Linked DNA regions of Homo sapiens: all the other regions are linked to region 2. Evidence: chromatin loops called from intact Hi-C (ENCODE). Cell type or tissue: sigmoid colon. All regions are shown on one strand. Region 1 has its middle 67 kb from the start of RHOU. Region 2 has its middle 22 kb from the start of TMEM78. Region 3 has its middle 160 kb from the start of LINC02815.

Region 1 (4,000 bases), 430 kb before region 2:
AATTAAATTTTATCATATATATGTAGTATATAGGGTTTGGTACTATCCGAGGTTTTGGGCATTCACTTGGGGTCTTGGAATGTATTCTCCATAAATTAGTTGAGTGGGGGGGCAACTGTATCTTGAATGTAGCTCTTGATTTACATCATCCAGGTAACATCACAGAAGAAGATGGGACTTTTCCAGCTACAAAGGTGTTTATGATACCGAAATAAAGTCCAGGAGTCCCAGGGAAAATTCCAGGATTTTATCATGTCTTCCTGCATAATAACTTTGTCCTCCCCTAGTGAGCCCTGGCTCAGCAAATGACACCCATATCCACCCAGTTGTTCAAGCCAGAACACTGGTTGGAAGTTATGTTGATTCACCTTATTCACAGTAGTTATGTTCTATAAAGTCACCATGAACACTGAATTAGTGAATACCAAACCATTGCTCCTAGAGGAAATAAAGGGTTAAGTTCCTGTGTGCAACTAATCACAATTTTATCAACTGATCAATACATAACCTTGCTGTGTATTTGTTTCTGTCTAAAGATACCTTATTCAATACACATTGTTGATTCATTAACACTGAACTCACTGCACTATAATCAACACCTGAACAAAGCTTAACACTGGTATTTTCTTCATAGAGAAATCATAGCCTTTCTGCAGCTCTGAACAAAAGGCAGCATTTCAGCTCTGTTCTGAGAGGCCATTTAAAACAGCAAAATCACCAATAAAAAGCACAAAAAGGCAAAAGATGTATTGTGTAACTAAATAGACCTTGAAAAGGATACTTGATGCAGTGTGACAGCTGAAACAAGCAGGCAGGGTGCCACCTTGTTCCACCTCAGCTAGGAATGTGTGCATTGAGCAACTCAAATTTTTCAGGGCTCTGTGCATTTCTGCAAATGACCATGAAAGCACCATGAGTATTAATTTTAGGGTTACAAACAAATTGTAGTGAGTAGGTAAATTTGCAAATATGGAATCCACAAATAAGGAAGATTGACCGTATATTTGACCCCATTCCCAGTCACCAGTTTAATCAGTTTTACATCCTTTATATCTTTAAAATTGGTCCACTTCTTTTTATCTATACCTTCCACACCTCAGTCCATCCCAACAAACCACTTCTTCTGGATTAACAGGTTGCAGTCAGCCCACATCAACTCCTGTACCTCTTTAGTCTATTTTTCACTGGTGGCAAAAGGGGAGGTTGGCAAAGAGGGCTGTGGAAAGAGATGGGGCAGTTGTTGAAGAGAGAGGAAATTTAGGTTAAAGAAGATTTTAAGGAAGTAGCCTCCTTTTCTCCTTTATCTTGTGTGTGTGTGTTCTTTGTGATAACCTGCTCAGACTAGTTGAAAGGAGAAGACTCAGTGTCACTTGAGTTATGTGTACAATATTAATCTATTTAACTGTCTCCATAACTCTATATGTAGATACTATTATTATGTCTTGTCTTAGTCAGCTCAGGCTGCTATAACAAACTAACATAAAATGGGTGGCTTAAATAAGAAACATTTATTGCTCACTGTTCTGGAGGCTGGGAAGTGGGAAGATCCAGGCACTGGCAGTTAATAATGTCTGGTGGGGGACTGCATCCTGGTGCGTAAATAGCCGCCTAGAGCTCCATTTGAGATTGTGTCAAATTCAGAGAAAAGCATTCAACCAGAACTCAGTGTAATGGACTGGGCTGGATGGAGTAAGCCAATGGCCCTTAGACATTAATGGAGCCTCGAACTCATTGTTTCATGTACAATAAAGGAAAACTTCAGATTTGATTGAACAAAGAACATTAGTTTCCTTATACCAACTTGGGAATCATTCTCAAAATGTGATATTTTGTTTAGTTATATGAATAAACATTATGTCTTCTGATGAAGGATGAACCTTAATATTTGGAGGGGAAAAAAGCTATCACACACTCTCACAACCCCCTACCAGCCTTTGGGCCTTGGGCTGAGGCCAAGGCAGCTGCCCTCAGGGCACAGCAGTGAGCCACTTGACCAGTTTATTCCCCCAGATAGGATTTTGTGCCTCTGGCTTTGAAGTGGAATAAGCACTTCCTATCTGACATGGAACTAGCAAACCAAGGGTCAGGCTTCGCCTGCTCAGAGGAATTAAAGTCGATTGAGAAACACAGCTCTGTTTCTTGCCAAGAGAATCTTGCCAAGAGAATCTTGTCAAGAAACAGCTTTGAAGCTTTCTTCCTCTATCAGAGCTGGAGACTTTGGTACATGGGGTTATCATCACTGCGGCAGCCAAAGCAGCCTCGCTTTGTCTCTAACCCTCGCATCCACACAGCAAAGAACACTTTGAACTGTGTTTTTTGCACGTCCGTGTGTGCCAAGATCTTGTGGGATCCCCTGTTTTTGAAACTAGGCCACTCTCCGATAAGGATGGAGACCTTGCTTCCCTGCTCCCACCAAACAGAGCTTTCTATTGCTGAGTTACAGTGAATACAAGGCGATTAAAACTACAAGCTAATTTATGCTCTCTTGGGAGGAATTAAGGAGATGAAGCAACTGCTTTCTGGGGAGGAGAAGCGATGTGTATTTTTATCTTGCACCACCTTTCACTCTCTAGTTCTGCCTTGTTCTCCACAAATCTGTGTTAAGGCCTCAGCAGGTGCCAGGCACAGCCTCATGGAGACAAAAGCAGCTCCATCTTGGATGCTCATCCGCCATGTTGACTCCTGATTAACCCCAGTTCAGGGAAGGCCTCTGAGATTTTTACTTTCATGTACTTACCTTAACTCCTGCCCTTATGTCAAAACAACCTTGATGTTATTGTAAACACACATTTCCCATACATCCTGCCCTTAGACAAATTCTATATGGTACATAGCCCTGGGTCGTAGGGGTAACTGAGCAGGGATCCACCATCTTGTCTTGTGGCTGCCTGAGATGTGGCCTCTGTTCGTAAAGTCCCTATTAAGTGTTTCTTTCTGAGAAACTAGATTTGTCAGCCTCTGTTTTCAACTTTTCAGCTTCTTTGGACTTTGGGGATAGTTTTGCATAGACCTACTTAGCAGGGCACAGCGACCCAAAGTGTGGTCCTGGCAGCATGGGGGACCATCCAGGCCCTCACAGAGGACACCCTTCCTCCTGGCGGTCTGGCTGCGGCTGCTGGACCTGGTGTTAGGAGATGGCAGTTTAACACACAGCACCTTAACCATCCATGGCTTGCCTTTTCTTTCACAACTTGTCCTCAGGTACAGAGGTCTTCAGAACTTGGTTCCTTTCCAAAAGCAGAGCAGTGTTTTGACACAGGAAAACGCAAGGTCCTTTATGCCTGGAAGAAAGCAGCTTTCTCCTGCCTCCTCCTTGATGCGGTTCCCAGCCACCGCCCCCAGGATGCTCACTCCCTTTTATGAGCTGAGAGAGGCAGACCTTAGGGCCTCCTCCAATAGTTAATATACATTTTTTATATTTTTAAAAATTAACCTATCATAGTTGTACATATTTGAGGGGAAGCATGTGATATTTTGATACATGTATACAACGTGTAATGATGAAATCAGGGTGACTGAGATATCCATCACTTCAAACATTTATCTTTTCTTTGTGTTGGAAACATTATAATTCTCTTTTAGCTATTTTGAAATATACCATAAATCATGGTAAACTATAATTTCCCTACTGTACTATTGAATACTAGAACTCATTCCCTCTATTTAACTGTGTGTTTTTACCTGTTAACCAAGTTCTCTTCATCCTCCCCTCCCTTCTTCCCTTCCCAGCTTCTGGTAACCACCATTCTACTCTTAATCTCCATGAAGTTCACTTTTTTAGATTTCACATAAGAGAGAGAAACATGTGATATTTGTCTTTCTGTTCCTGGCTTATTTCACTTAAATAATGACCTTCAGTTCCATTCATGTTGCTGCAAATGACAGGATTCTGTTCTTTTTAATGGCTGAATAATATTCCATTGTGTATATCAAATATTTCATCTTAACATAAAGTAAGCTGAAGTAAAGATAACTACCCTCAATCAGAGTCTAGAAACAT
Region 2 (4,000 bases):
TACAAAAAATTAGCCAGGCATGGTGGCACATGCCTGTAATCCCAGCTACTCGGGAGGCTGAGGCAGGAGAATTGCTTGAACCCGGGAGGCAGAGGTTGCGGTGAGCTGAGATGACGCCATTGCACTCCAGTCTGGGCAACCAGAGCAAAACTCTGCACCAAAAAAAAAAAAAGAAAAAAGAAAAGAAAAAGAAAAGAAAAGAAAGAAACTTCTAAGTAGCCCATATCTAATCTGGTGGTGGGAGATAGTTAGTTCTTTTTTTCCCCAGCAATTCTGCGTCCCAAAGTGCCCTATCACATCCTAGAGCCACACAGCTCTCCTGCGGGGATCTAGACCAAGATTAACACATGACGTGCTGCATCCCACAAGGTGGACACCCCTTCCAGTGTGCCCAGGATTGAGTGGCTTCCTGGGATGCAGGACTTTCAGGGCTAAAGCCAGAACAAACTGGTCCCCTACCCACATGACCCTTATCCCTCCAGAAAGAGACCCAGGCCTTCAAAGGAAACAAACTAAGCTACCCCTGTGGACAGAAGGCACCTAGACCAGCCCCCCAGTTGGAAGACAGACCCAGCATCATTTGAAGATTAGAGGTGTGGAACCTTCCAGACTAGTCCCCAACCAAACCACTGGTGCCAATCCAGGCCTGAATGGTCCCCTAAGCCAGGCTGAGCCGAGCCTGGGCACTGAGCTGTACCCTCCTCTGAGCCAGCTGAGGTTGTGTCCCCATCCCACCCACCCACCCTCTCTGGGATCCCAGGTCCCTAGAGCAACTCTTGTCACATCTGACCAGGTAGGTGCCTGGGTATGGTGAGGATGCACACCATCCAGGGTGATGCCCACATGGCACTGCCAGTTCTGTGCATCGGGCTATGAAGAACACTCTCGTGGGGTTTATTTTTGCTGACATCTCTTAGCCCTGGTAGGGTGGAGTGGGGTTGGGGATGGGTGCAGTGTGAGCAAATTGTGGCTAATTTTGCTTCTGCTGACCAAGAGACTAGATGAGGTTTATAGAATGCACGTAAAAAGCTGAGGGAAGTGGAATGGGGTTTCCACTGGCCTTCTTTTCACCCTGTGGGTGGCTCAGCCTCCCCTCTGTATATCCCAGCCCTATGCCTACAGAGGCTCCCTTGTACCCACAGGCGTTGGTCTCAGGCCTGGATACAGGGAAATGAAGAGCATGGAGAAAAAGTGAGCAGGAAGGGAGAAGAAAAGGAGGTGGATGGGTAAGGAGAGAAAAGACAGGGCCCCAAACTTGCCTCAGTGCCCTGAGTAAAGATGCTTACCAATTCCTAAATACCGCAGTGGCTAAGAGCTCTACATCTATCAGCCACATGCTGACTCCTCCAACAACTCTAGAAGCCAGGCTGGCTTCTGTCCCATTTTTACATAAAAAGAAACTGCCTCAGAGAAGCTGAGCAATTTACCCACAGTAACACAGCAGTCAGTCTCATCACAGGGAGGCGTGACTGCAAAGCTCTCAGCAGCGATAATATACAGCTTTCTGTCTTTTAAACTTCTATTTGTAGAAGTACACGGTGAATCTCCATGCCAAGGAAGCTTTCTATCATCCTAACTGAAAGACCTACAGGCACCGAACTCATTAACAGAAGTACCTGGGGAGTCAGAACCCCTCGCCTGAGTGCTGGGAACGGCTGATGCGCGCCCCCTGCCGGCTGTTCCGAAAACAATCAAATAACGTGAGGCTGGCAGCCTGGACCGGGATGCTTCACAAAGAAACGAGAAAACGGCAGCCATGCTGAGACTGTTCTGGATTTGGAATATGCAATTCTGGAGACAAGAGAGAAAAGAGAGGAGTAATTCAAAACGGCTAGTTCCCTAGAGGAATGTTTGAGAGAGTGGTTGTAAAATGCAAATGGCCTTTCAGCTTGAAAATTTGCAGTGGCAGGTAGATTCACACAACCTGAATTCAGAATACAAAGAAAAGGCAAGAAATGAGATGTAATCCTTGACTAAAAATAAAAACAATCACAAAAGCCATACATAGATATATAGAAAATGTTGACAAAAACAATATTTGAGTGCTTACTATGAGCCAAGTACCATTCTAAGAGCTTTGCCTTTATTATCTCATCTAAGCTTCATAGCAATTCTATGAAATAATACTGATTTATCAGATGTGGAAAATAGGGCATACAGATGTAAAGCAACTTGTATAAGGCCAAACAGCTAGAAAGTAGCAGTACTTTACAGGGATAGATACAGTAAACAAAAGGCAGGTGGAAGAGGGATTACAGGTTGCTCTTATCCAGAGTGGTTGCAGCCAGGTGCAGTAGCATGTGCCTGTAACCCCAGCTACTTGAGAGGCTGAGACAGGAGGACCTTTTGAGCTCAGGAGTTTGAATCCAGCCTGGGCAATATAGCTAGACGCCCTCCCCCTTCCCACCCCCCCGCCGCCGCCATATCTAAAAAATAAAAAATGTCAGGCGTGGTGGCTCACACCTGTAATCCCTACACTTTGGAAGGCCGAGACTGGAGAATTACTTGAGCCCAAGAATTCAAGACCAGCCTGGGCAACATAGCAAGACCTCTCCCCACCCCTATATGTACAAAAAAATTTTTAAAAATTAGCCAGGCATGGTGGTGCTCCTGTAGCCCCAGCTTCAGGAGACTGAGGGGGGAGAATCACTTGAGACCAGGAGGTTGAGGCTGCAGTGATCACGCCACTGCATTCAGCCTTGGTGACAGAGTGAGACCCTGTCTCAAAAATAAATAAATAAATAAATAAATAAATAAATAAATAAAAATGCTTGAGACCAGAAATGTTTCCAATTCGGGAATTTTTTGGAATATATAAGATATATTCCAAAGTCAACATTTTTAAAAAGATATATAATGAGGTATCTTGAAGATGAACCCCAAATCTTAAGACAAAATTCATTTATGTTTTATATATAAACCCTTATAAACACAGCTTCCAAGTAATTTTATGCAATATTTTTAATAATGTTGTGCATGACAAAGTCTTGAATGTGTTTTGACTGTGATCTGTCACGTGAAGTTAAGTGTGGAATTTTCTACTTGTGGCATCATATTGCTGCTCAAAAAGCTTTGGATTTTAAAGCATTTTTGATTTTGGATTTTCGGATTAGGGATACTCCACCTGCCTAGACTGCGGGAACAAATATGCCGGCTTCCCACGCGTGGGAAGTGATAGTGTTTTCCAGGAGTGATGAGGTATTTGAGCTGCCTGTTGCTCCTTCCTTATTCCCATTCCCCTTGTAACCAAAACAAACAAACAAACCAGCTAGGCATGTGTAAGCCCGAAGGCTAAGGTTGCTCATGTCTGGCCACAGTAAAGAAGAAGCCCAACCAGCTCCCCCTCCCAGAACTGGAATTTCTGTCCCCTGTACCATGAAAACATCTCACCTCCTGAGCTGAGTAGCCACAGAGACAAAGAGGGTAAGGAAGGGAAAGAACCTTAGGCTTGGGGCTGTTTCCTATACCTGTGGTTTTTAAAAGGAATCTGGCATTCCTAGGCAGACAAGAATGCAAACTGGCCAAGGTACAGAGACACCTGAATCCTGTTCCTCAGACCCAGAGAGACGCTGGGAGGTCATATTTCCTGCTTTGTTTTCTGCTGTAAGATTCCGCTGTAACTCCTTGCCTAACAGAAGTGGGTGAGTGAAGGCAGCAACGTTTCCTACAGCGGACCTCCGTGTGACTCCAGCTCCTCCCTAAAACATAAAGCCTGCTAGAGCATGGGGCTGAAGAGAGTGAAGAGAAATCACTGCGTGGCTTTGGGTGTCAGTGGCAGGTGTTCTTACTGTATAGAGGGGAGCTGAAGACTCCCTGGACGCAAGTCTCCACCCCAGTTAGAGGGAGGAGTTGGTAAACTGGGGGAGGCGGCAGAGAAAAAGTTTCAACCTCAACACTGAAAAACAGCCTGGGGATCTTGGCAGGGTTTTAGCCCTCACATCTGCCTTCGAATGAGGGACTTCCAGCTGACCTCTGACAGTGTCCTCCAGTATTATGCAAG
Region 3 (4,000 bases), 240 kb before region 2:
CATGGTCTCTGTGAACCCTGGGATGGAGTCATTACTCTCCACATGGTTGGAATTCCTACTGGGGTGACTTATGAAAGTGGAACAGGCCCAGCTCCATTCAGTCAACACGTGTTAAGCACTGATGGGTGCCAGGCATTGTTCTAGGCACTGTGGCCAACAAGACAACCTAGAAGCTTTCATTCTTGTAGGGGAGGTTAATTATAAACAAATCAACAACAAAAACTATAAAAATGGTTATCTAAATGTTGGATGGTAATGGTTGCAAATAGTAGAATGGGAAGTATTTGGCAGCACGGATGAGATGGAGTGATGCCCTCCCATTGGGTGGTAAGGGACTCCTCCGAGGAAGGGAGGAGGACAGGCGGGTCTTGAAAACACGGAGGGCAGAGCATTCTAGGCAGACAAAGAGTACATGCAAAAGTCCTTCAGCAGCACCGTGTTCATGCCCTTGAGGACAGACAGCAGTCCCACAGGCTGGATCAAACGGACTCACGGCAAAAATGAAAGAAGTTAGGTAGGAAGTCAGGGCCTTTAGACTGTGGCGAGGAGCTGAGATTTTATTCAAGAGCCATGGGAAGCCAGCCGAGGATTTTAGGCAGGAAAGCTGCATAACCTGACTCCCATTTGTGAAAGCTTGCTCCTGCTGTTTTTGGAGAACAGACTGCAGGGACGAAAGGGAAAATGAGGAGACTCTTTGGCGGCTGCAGGAGGAGGTGCTGATAGCATGGACGCCACTGTTCTGATGTCCCCAGAGATGGGGAGCTGGTAGGCTTTTCTCTCAGCTCTGGTAGGGGGTGGTGCCATTCACTGAAATGGAAAGATGGAGGAGGTTAGGGTGGGCTGGCGCAGAAAACAAGCGTGGGTTATGGACAGGACAAGCCGGAGGTGCCTGTTAGCACCAAGAAGAGTCAGGAGCTCTAGCAAGAGGACTTTTTAACCAGTCTCAACTGAACACCTGCAGTGTGCCAGGCCCAAGCTGGCCCCATCTGCGGTGACTGCCCATGCCCTCTCATCCTCCTGTCCATGTGCAGCCTGACCCTAGCACCACCCGCTGGCCTGGGATTATCAGGCTGAGCCTGCCGCCATGAAGTCCTCCAGCCTCACCTGACCAGCCCCAGGCAGGATGTGGCGCATTCACGGGTAAACAAGTGAGGGAGGGACACTGGAGCACCCCACAGAGCATCTGGGGCCCTGCAAGGCCATCGCAGGCCCAGCTGTCTCTCTGGAAAAATGCCATGGACACTCTTGATCAGTCAGATGTTGGCAGTGACACTGCTGTCTTGCTTCATTGCATTTGCAAAATAAGCAAAGTTTGTAGTGCTCCCTGTCTTCTACGTGTGAGCGGGTGTGTTTCTCATCAACTCACTGCAGTTACAAAACCAATTAGAGCTGTAAAATGTGGAATGGCCTCTGTGTGAACAGCCTGGGACATCCTCAGAGCTCCAGAGCCCACTGCTTTGATGTCAGAGCTGGGGGTGGGGTGGGGTGGAGTGGAAAGGCCATGGGAAGGGAGCCGGCTCTGAAACACGTGGAGGCCAAGGTGGTAAGGTGGTAGTGATGTGGAGGCCTTGCCGATCAGGGGCCCACACACCGCACCCTGGCAGGGGAGGGCCGGGGGCTTTCTGTGCCTCACCCACAGATAAGAAGGAAGTGGGAGCCAGTGCCAGTCCCTCAGCTTCCTCCTTGCAGGCCTTCTCTGCTTGCCCTTTCTCCACATTTGGCCCAGACATTGAAGCTATGAGCCACATGGCAGGAAGTTCACAACTGCTGTGCTGACAGAAGCCAGAAAGGAGGCTGTTTTCTGGAAGCCTGCCCTGTGCAGGCCTGACAAGAGCTGGGGGAAGTTAGGAGGCCCTTGATGGGACCACGGCCATGCATGACACTGGGACCTCTTGCACTAGGAAGACATCCTGTATCATAAAATTCAAGGAACTCCGGAGCTGGCAAGGACTGTGGCAGTCATAACGTTCAATGTCTTCATTTCCTGGGTCTATGACGAAGACCCAGGAAAGTGAGGTGACTTTTCCAGAAGAGTGACAAAGGCAGAACAAGAACCAATTTCCTGACTCTCTATCCCAGAGCCCTTCACCAGTGACGGTGGGGATGCTCGCAAGCCTCCCAGGCCAGGGCTGCCCAGGCTTACTCAGGTCAAGGCCGTCAGAGGAAAGAATTATCTCTGCACCACCCCTGTCGCAAAGGGACAAGGCTGCTCTCAGATGGAGGCAACCTGCTGGGGACTCCTGCCACCCCAGCCCTGCTGGGCTCACCACACCCACTGGGTGTTGTATACACGCGTGTGTGTGCATGTATGCATGTGCATGCATATGACTGGGATCACTGATTCTGTGGCGTTCCAAGTCTGCGTGGTTTCTTAGAATCCATTATTGATTGAGGGGCCTGAAGAAGATGAAACCCATACGTTGCACCGCAAAGTTTTTTGCACTTCCTTATTCCAGGAGATGAGTTCGCAGATCCTTTCTTTGGCGAAAGGAAAGAAAACCACAATAGATAAAGCAACTTTCTTAGATCACACAGCATATTCACAATGGAGCTGAAACAAGTAAATTAGCTGGACTCACATCTCCAAACCTGAAAAAAACATAGTCACCTCTTTAGACATCAGATGAAGTATAAAGAAAATAGAAATAAAGGCAAAAGTACTACAGCTGTATTTCATGGGGACCCTGACAATTCTCATCAGATACCCGACTCCTGAGGTGTTAGTTCTGAAAAGTGGGCCAAACACTTGGCCCGGAGTTCACCTTTAAGGTTAGTTTAGCAGACTCTGAGAAGCACTAATTAAGACGTGTTAAGCAAATGAAACAAAGTAAAACAAGACAGTTATACAGGCAAATATGTTTAGGAAACCTTTGGTAAGCAGAACTAAATGGATTCTTTACAGCAGGACCTCTCCCACTCTCGAATGCTAACATGCACTGGGACTCTCCAAGAATAAGGTAGAGCAAAGGATAGTTTCTGAATTTATTTGACCATGGAATATTCTTCACCCATATCTCTGGTTGGTCAGAGGTTTTGCCAAAATGACTTTGGAGAGAAAATGTTGTTTTGATATAGTTTTCCAATGCAACCAAATAGGAATGGTCCTGTTTAAGAATGGAAGAGGTGCAGGAGTTACAGAATGGCAGAGTGAGGCCCTCCATAAGCCTACTCTCCCATTAAAATAACAGAAACACTAGGAAATGGTCAAAATAAACTGTTTCAGAACTCTGGAAATTAACCAAAGGCTGGCAACAATCTGAGGGCGTTTATTCAGGAAAAACTGTTGAACCTTGGTAAGAGCAGAAAGGTTTGTGACACTTGAACTTGGCCTATTCCCATCCCATTCTACCCAGCCCCTGTTAGCCATGATAACTAGCAGCCTCACAACCACAGGAATGGTAAAAACCAGCAACTTTGCAGCCACCAGAGGAAATAGACTGGGTTTGAAGCTCCTCAAAATGTCCCATCTGCAAAGCATTGTCATTATTTAGCTGTCCTTCCGACTTCTGGAGAAGTCCCATTTACCAGGCATTGTTGAAATTTGGCCTAACAGAGTTCACTCTGAAGAAAAACTCTATACCCAGGGGATTGGTCAAAAACCATCAGCAGCAATTGTGTATCACTGCAGCTGCCTGAGGCTGCACTGTCAGGTGGGACAATCAAGAGTCTGGCCAAAAATGTAACAGGAATAGCTGGGGAATGATGTTTCCCTGTGGGGCTTTGAAAAGCTCTGACATATTCCCAGGGATCTAAAAGGCTATCTATGCATGTGTGCAGGGTTGTGCACAAGCCCAGAAAAGACCCAAGAAGGTCCCAGTCTCTCAGCTCACCCAATCTCTGGCTAACCATAAGGCTCTGCACAAACAAGAAGTAAAGGTTAAAGCAGGGTTGTAAACTGAGCATTGAAGAGATGCCCCAGCACACCCGGGGCCCCTTGGCAAAGGGTGGAAGATCTACTGGCTCAAAGCATTTAAAGAAATTTCTGGCAAATCATTAGCTG

The links. Peaks named below come from ENCODE experiments on the same cell type or tissue, not always from the same donor. Only the 100,000 strongest peaks of a DNase experiment are listed, where the experiment ranks them.
Region 1: a loop joins it to region 2, with 4 times the contacts of the local background. A loop is called at or near these places in 2 of 110 quality-filtered maps.
Region 3: a loop joins it to region 2, with 2.4 times the contacts of the local background. A loop is called at or near these places in 2 of 110 quality-filtered maps.

What each region holds. Positions count from the first base shown.
Region 1 is chr1:228,800,473-228,804,472 of GRCh38, forward strand. No RefSeq gene overlaps it. Among named protein-coding and RNA genes, the nearest start is that of RHOU, 67 kb to the left of the region's middle. In sigmoid colon, no CTCF peak of the experiment used is centred here; a DNase peak (open chromatin) is centred at 2,169; H3K27ac peaks cover 467 bases.
Region 2 is chr1:229,225,975-229,229,974 of GRCh38, forward strand. No RefSeq gene overlaps it. Among named protein-coding and RNA genes, the nearest start is that of TMEM78, 22 kb to the right of the region's middle. RefSeq lists an enhancer at 2,080-2,805. In sigmoid colon, CTCF peaks have their summits at 1,661 (motif pointing left) and 1,868; DNase peaks (open chromatin) are centred at 1,677 and 3,957; H3K27ac peaks cover 446 bases.
Region 3 is chr1:228,988,931-228,992,930 of GRCh38, forward strand. No RefSeq gene overlaps it. Among named protein-coding and RNA genes, the nearest start is that of LINC02815, 160 kb to the right of the region's middle. RefSeq lists an enhancer at 629-1,379. In sigmoid colon, no CTCF peak of the experiment used is centred here; DNase peaks (open chromatin) are centred at 1,241 and 1,811; H3K27ac peaks cover 1,845 bases.